2 separate regions of the Mus musculus genome follow, and region 2 is linked to region 1. The links are chromatin contacts, found by Hi-C or POLR2A ChIA-PET in ENCODE. All regions are on one chromosome and are shown on one strand. Each heading gives the region's core, a stretch centred on a gene start or an enhancer-like site at or near the end of the contact. The rest is flanking DNA. Distances are from core to core; before and after follow the strand shown.

Region 1 (3,655 bases), core at 429-2,928:
TTATCGTCAGGACATTGTATCTGGACAAATGGTAAAAACAAGCCCTTTTAATCACAGCAACAGCCTAATCTATACTTCTCTACCTCCCCTGCCCCAACTAAATTGTGAAGAACAGTTTTGGCTATCATATCAACTATTTCAGTATGTTTCTTTGAAGGATCTAGGCCTTTTAAAGAATGCCATTGTTATTACCCCTAAAGAAACTGCTAACAAGAACTGAGAGGTGGCTCAATGGCAAAGAACACACACTGCTCTTACAGAGAACTTGGATTTGGTTCCCAGCACCCACATGGCAGCTCACAGTAACTCCAGGGTATCCAGTACCCTCTTCTGACCACCTCAGGCACTGGGGGTGCATGTAGTTGCATAGACATATATTCAAGCAAAACAAATACATAAGCCTAAAAAGAATTGATAAACATTCCTTAATACCAATAGAACACCTACTTTAACATTTCTCAAAACCATAAGAAGGTACATGAATCATAGAAGCAGAGCTTGCTGTAGTTTATCCATTGTTTTATTTTTAGGGTTCTTCCAAGGATACCTCCCATGGTGACTTTCCACACAGCCAGGAGGAGCCAGGCATAGTGCTTAGAACAAGGCTGGTACTGGGTTACATTTTTCGTTTTGTGGAGCTGAGCATTGAACATAGGTTCTTATGTCAAGCATTTGCAATAATATATGATACATTGAGATATACTACTTGTATAACAAATAGCATACACATAAACAGTTATTTTTAAAGTGGTTTTTGAGAGGCAGGAGAGATGGCTCAGCAGTTAAGAGCACTAGCTGTTTTCCCAGAGGACCCAGGTTCAATTCCCAGTACCTTCATGGCAGCTCAGGGCTGTCTGAAACTCCAGTTCAGGTGATCTGACACCCTCACACAGACACGCGCAAGCAAAACACTAATACACATAAAATTTTCAAAAGCATCTTTATTTTGCAGTTGGAGAGCTCACATAAGGCCTTCTGTACATGCTAGGATAAAATGTTTTTCCACCAAGCTATATCCTTACAAACACTATTAATTGTTATGTAACGATTAATAAGAAAATAATATTTACTATTTACTTTGTGAAACTGGCCCTAATTCTTTACCCCTCCTTGAAACGGGGACTCACTGGAACCCAGAGTGGCTTAGAATTCATATAGTATAATCTGACCTCAAACTCGAGTCATTCTGTCTCAGGCTCCGGTATTCTGGGGTTACAGAAGTCAGCTACTACACATGGCCTTCTTCGTTTGTTTTAACGTTATCTCACATAACGTTTGTCAGGACCTTGTTTAGCAGTTAGATACTAATTTTCTCCTTTCAACATGGCTTTACCATTCTTGACTTCATTTCAGTGGCGGGGCGCAAGACGGTCGTCTCTGCTCACGCTGGCAAGTGTCTCGCTCGCACACACCAGGCGAGCACACGCGTGGGCTCGGACCTCTAGGTTGCATGCAGCTCCGCCCCTTCGAACCTTTCCATCTTCTCCCCTTGGCCTATTGGCGCAGGTTTTTGTTAACAGGAGGCGGAGAGTAAGGCGGGGTCGTCGGGGGTTGGCAGTATCTCCAACCACTGTCACGAAGAGGTGTAAAAATAGACAGGTAGCGAAACCAATAGGCGTGAAGTCCGAGGTTTGCAGAAGCCAATGAGATAAGGAGGCGGGGCTGGAGCGTGTGTGGAAGGACCCCAGGGATTGTTGTGGCGTCAGACGCGCAGAGTAGCGGTCTGTGTCCACGGCTCGGGTGTTCTCTGCGGCCATGAGCTACACAGGTAGGCCCAACAGGGTGAAGGCAGCGCTCTGGGCCGGGGCGTCAGGACGGGCTGAGTCATGCTAGGATCTCCTCTTGTAGTGTCGTGGTCATTGCCCTCTGTGGTCACAAAATGGCGTCTTAGGCTCTTCCCTTCGGGGTCGCATCCCTCAAGCTTCGGCTCTCACTGACCTCAGCCGGGCATCTTGGACTCTCCTGGCTACTCAAGGATTTGCTTGTGTCTTCTGTGACCGTAGGTCTTGGGCCTCAACGTTAGGTTCAGGCTTCCCGCACCTCCGTTCGTCATTCCCTGGCTAGTGCCCCACGGACACCCACGTCTAAGACGTCGCTTCTCAGGCCTGAGCTTCTGAGATCAGTCCGTTGGGGCGGCTGCTGTCGCCATTGCCTCCCTTGAGCAGTTTCTGTGCAAAACGTCGCAGACCCTTACTCATGGCACTCCCCCCACTTCATCTGGTATAAAGCGGGAGGGGGGGAGAGCCAACCTCCCCTACCTCACTCCCCCAGGGGGCGGTGAGAATCTGTAAATCTATATGAAGGCTCTGAACCGTTGCAGGGAGCTTTAGAGAGCAAGCTTGAACCCTGGTGACGAATGACTACTTTCCACTCAACTTACCGAATCAGGTGCTGAATAGACACTGAATGCTGACAAGAATTTCTTAAGCATCTTATAGGCGAGGACAGACAAAATACAATAAATATATTATTTTGGGTCTTGGGTATCCTGAAGAGATTCAGCCATTACACGGAGAGCTTTGAAGCCTCTGGGAAGGGTGACGTTTAAGAAGAGATGTAAGCAAAATAGGAAAGAGTAAAGATAGCTGTCGCTGTAAAACATACTGGGCTGGAACCGCCTACCTACTTAGATCAGTGATATTTGAGCAAAGAGGAAGGTGGGTGAGGAGCATGGTGAGGGGTGTGGAATATGCTTGAGTGACTGTAGAATCATTCTTGAGTGAGTTAGTTGCCAAGGCTCCCTGGGTTTGCCAATGAAACTTATCAGTCAGTGCCACAGACAGTGCCTCCCACTTTACTGGAGGTATTTCAGGCTTGAACTTAAGTGGTTGCTGGATAACCCACATTCTGTTTGGAATGTTTAAGGCTTTCAATGGAACCTGAGCTTTATGCCAGTCCTCCTAAGCCCCTGGGTCAAATGCTTGCCAAGAACCTTGGGATTTTTAACAACCATCCTCTAGGCCAGTGGTTCTCAACCAGGGTGATTTTGCCTGCCTCACACCTCCCAGGGGTACATTTGGCAATATCTGGAGTCCTGTTTTGTCTTATCTATATAATGTGTGTATGGGCAGGGGGGGGGTGGAGGTGGGGGACTGGTATGCAGTGCTACTGACATCTAGTGGATAAAGGGTAGGGCTGCAACTCTGCAGCCTGAAGCGCATAGTATGGCTTCCACCACAACATACTTTACTTTATTTACATGTATCTGTCTGCATCTACATGTATGTGTTTGTGTGAGTGTGTCAGCCATGTATGAAGGTGCCCCTTGGGACCAGAAGAGAACATGGGTCCCTTGAAACTGGAGTTAACGGAGGGTTGTGAGTGAGCCGCCTGACATGGGTTCTAGGATCTGACTCTCGTCCTCACAATTGAGCAGCATATTTCCAACCCTTCAGTGTTTTTTTTTTTTAATAAATTTGTTTATTTAATTTTGTTCATATGAGTGTTTTTCCTGAATGTGTGTGTCTGTGCACTGCCATGTGAGCGCCTGTAACTCTATAAAACTAAGGGTAAAGATGATTATGAGCCACCCCCATGGCTTCTGGGATTGGGGTCCTGGCCCACTGGAAGAGCAGTACTCTTGACCACTGAACCATCTCTCCAGTTGCACTCCCCACCCCAGTGGTTTTTATAGACAGCTATTAAATCATTAGTA
Region 2 (3,274 bases), core at 398-2,897, 52 kb before region 1:
CTTGAACTCACAAGCTTCCTGCCTCAGATTCCTAAGTACTAGATTTTTATGTGTGTGTGTAGTTATCACTCTGAGTAAAGGTTAGGACTCTATACTAGATGACTGAACTCACACAGGGTATACTCTTCAGCTTTTGCTTTTGTTCCGCACTGTGATTCGTCTGACATCATTAGTTAAAGAATTTATTCATTTTCCTTGCTATACGATACTCTTCGGTGTGGAAATGTCACTGAGTATTTGTCCAGCTGTCAGTGGACACCTGGGGTCTATGGAGTCCTTAGGTGCAGTGTTGGTGGCCATGTCTATTGGATGTCTGCCTAGCAGGGGAAATACTGGATCTGAGGAGAGCCACATAACCATGCTAGAACAAGGACTGGAGGTGTGGCACAATGAGGGCTACAACTGTCACGAACATGCAATCTTTAGTTCTAACTTAACACTGGTTTGGGGAACGTCTAGCCAAGAGTCCAAGGCCAGCCTGGGCTACAACACATGCCGTGAGCTCAAGGCCCGGTCTGTATAATAAAAAATGAAAAGACGGCTAGGCATGTGGCTAAGTAATAGAGCATAGGCCTTGCACCCAGGCCCTAGGTTCCACTCCCAAGGTGGAGGGGCTGGTGAATGGCTCAGCGGGTAATGTCACTTGCCATGTACGATCCGGAGTTCCAGCCTCCAATCTCACACAAAGGTGGGAGAGAACTGACTCTACCTCCACATGGCTGTCCTTTGATCACCATATGAGCACTATAGCATCCACACACACACAAATAATAAATCCATTCCAATAAAATTGTGGCAGCTTCCCTACATAAGTGAGTCTTTCCACACTCCGGCCACCAGGAGACTTTAGGGGGCCTTGCTAGCCAGCATTTATCCAAGATGTTCCCATTTCACAGAAGGCAACTGAAGCTCAAAGAGAAGTATGTACTGCCTCCTAGACCTTCTCGTCAGAAGCCAGAACTGCCAACCTCTCTTCCACCCCGCCACCTCCGCATCCTGCCCCCATCATGCCCTCCCAGCCTGACTGTAAAGGGGGGGGGGCGGGGGAGACAAGACAGGGTCACGTGGAGCTAGGTTCTGAGGAAGGAAGCTAGGCACAGTACAGACGGCTGCTGGTTCTGGACTGGCCAGGAAATCAAGGTAAGGGAGGGTGTACGTGTGGCATCCTCAAGTATGTTCCTGGAGGCGAAGCTGAGAAGAGACCAGGGAAGATGAAGCCAGAATGTGGGCAGACAATGTTCAGAACCTTTTGGTCTCGCAGCAGAGACTCCTCCGCCATGGACCCACCGTTGCAGAGTGAAGAAGATTCCCAAACGCAGCCCTCGCTGCCCTCTCCGCTGACATCCTACCGCTGGCACACTGGAGGCAGTGGGGAAAAGGCTGCTGGAGGGTTCCGCTGGGGCCGCTTTGCAGGCTGGGGAAGGGCCCTGAGCCATCAGGAGCCCATGGTGAACAGCCAGCCAGCCCCCAGATCTCTGTTTCGTCGGGTCCTCTCTGCACCCCCTAAGGAGTCACGGTCCAATCGCCTCCGGTTTTCCAAGACCCTGTGGGGAAGGCACAAGAACGTGGCACCACTGGAACCCAAGCCAAATCCGAAGGCCCCAGGTACGCTCTCCCCCAATCCAGCTGGGGCTAGGCTGGGTGGCCGGAAGCCTGGGTGTTTGTCTGTCAATCTAGCATCAGCCCTCTAGACACAGGAAGTTGTGGGGAGTATGAAAGCCCAGCAGGAAGCGGCTGGGGCCCCTAGCAGCGCTCATCTCTCTTTCCCCCTAAACTGGGGCGAGGAAGACTGGCAGGACCCGTAGGCAGCTGGGGTTCAGCTGAGAAAGGAGCATTGAATGGATGCATGCACCTTAGTACTGTGAGGATGTCTAATTGTTCTTGGCACTGACGGTTGTTGTCTTCGGTATCCAGTAGACCAAGCCGTTGGCTACATGTGGATTTGAGCTGCCATATATACATAGCCTATGTCTTACTTTGTTTCCTTGAATGTGAAATTCCCCTTCTCTGCCTTAAAGACAACATTCATTCATTCATTCATTCATTCATTCAAGCAGATGTTCATTCAGTGTGTGTGTGTGTGTGTGTGTGTGTCCTTTATCACAACACGTGTTGAGGTCAGAGGACAACCTGCATTTATTTATTTATATTAGAAAGGAGCAAGCAAGCCATGGTTCCTGGAGTCAAAGGACAACTTTCAGGAGTCAGTTCTCTCCTTCAATTACGTGAGTCCTGGGGATCAAACTCAGACAGCCTTGGAGGCAAGCACCTTTATTTGCTGAGCCATCTTGCTGGGCCAAGCAGAAGTTTTTTGAGCATCGAATTGGTCCCTGAGTGAAGCACTAAGGAGAGATGTCAGCAAAGCAGATGACACTCCCTGCCCTGTGGAGTTCACGTTGTAGTGGGTGGGGGAGGAACAGTTACAAACCTGCTGCAAAATGAGAACTGGGAGACTAGTGGACACTAGGAAGATTAGAGACCAGGGCCTAGCATATACTAAGAGATCCAATTGTAGGAAAGAGTTAGGGCCTCGGATGTGGCTCGGTGATAGAGCACTTGCTTAACATGGGAGGGGTTGTGGGATTGTGGGTTTTACACCCACCACCAAGAAAAAAAGAAGAGTTGTATGTATCACCTCTAGTGGTAAAATCGGGTTGAAAATACACCTAAAAGGTTGGTTCCGGGCTGGAGAGATGGCTCAGTGGTTAAGAGCTCTGACTGCTCTTCTGAAGGTCATGAGTTCAAATCCCAGCAACCACATGGTGGCTCACAACCATCCATAATGAGATCTGATGCCCTCTTCTGGTGTGTCTGAAGACAGTTACAGTGTACTTACATATAATAAATAAATAAATCTTTAAAAAAAAGAAAGATTGGTTGAGCTGGCGTTTGCTGGAAGCTCATGGTTAGTTCAGCTCTTTTCCTGGAAAGTTTTGAAATGCCTTCCATTCATCAGGGTTAGGACTACTAAAATCCCAGCACTTGGAAGGCAGGAGCAGGAAGATGATCAGTCTTGAGTTCTAGGCCTGCGTAAGCCATGTAACAAGGCTTTATCTCAAAACAACTGAGGCTCTGGCGAGGTGACCGGCAAGTCAAAGCACCTGGTGGAAACCCTGAGCCCACATGGCCAAGGAGAGACTGACACCTAAGTGTTGCCCTTCCCCTTCCTGAACCCACACAAATAAATCAATAAAGTCAAGCTGTTCTCCGGCCTCCACTTGTGCCATGGCAAATGTGTGTGCACAAGCACAAACTAAATAAATGTCATAGAAAC

What was found. Hi-C counts contacts between places; a loop is a spot of excess contacts on that map. ChIA-PET counts read pairs that join two places held with the same protein, here RNA polymerase II (POLR2A).
Region 2: a loop to region 1 is called in a map of regulatory T cell, with 2.0 times the contacts of the local background. The contact joins the promoter of A530088E08Rik here to the promoter of Akap8l in region 1. A Hi-C loop is called at or near these places in 2 of 37 maps with a recorded cell type or tissue (T-helper 17 cell and regulatory T cell). POLR2A ChIA-PET finds 5 or more read pairs at or near these places in 2 of 5 experiments (both embryonic stem cell).

What each region holds. Positions count from the first base shown.
Region 1 is chr17:32,348,600-32,352,254 of GRCm38, reverse strand. Akap8l (A kinase (PRKA) anchor protein 8-like) reads left to right here and starts at 1,678. Exons shown (of 14, transcript NM_017476.2): 1 at 1,678-1,768. The coding sequence starts at 1,756.
Region 2 is chr17:32,401,387-32,404,660 of GRCm38, reverse strand. It overlaps A530088E08Rik (RIKEN cDNA A530088E08 gene), which reads right to left and starts at 1,647. Exons shown (of 1, transcript NR_029458.1): 1 at 1-1,647. Rasal3 (RAS protein activator like 3) reads left to right here and starts at 1,080. Exons shown (of 18, transcript NM_001374604.1): 1 at 1,080-1,140; 2 at 1,262-1,605. The coding sequence starts at 1,278.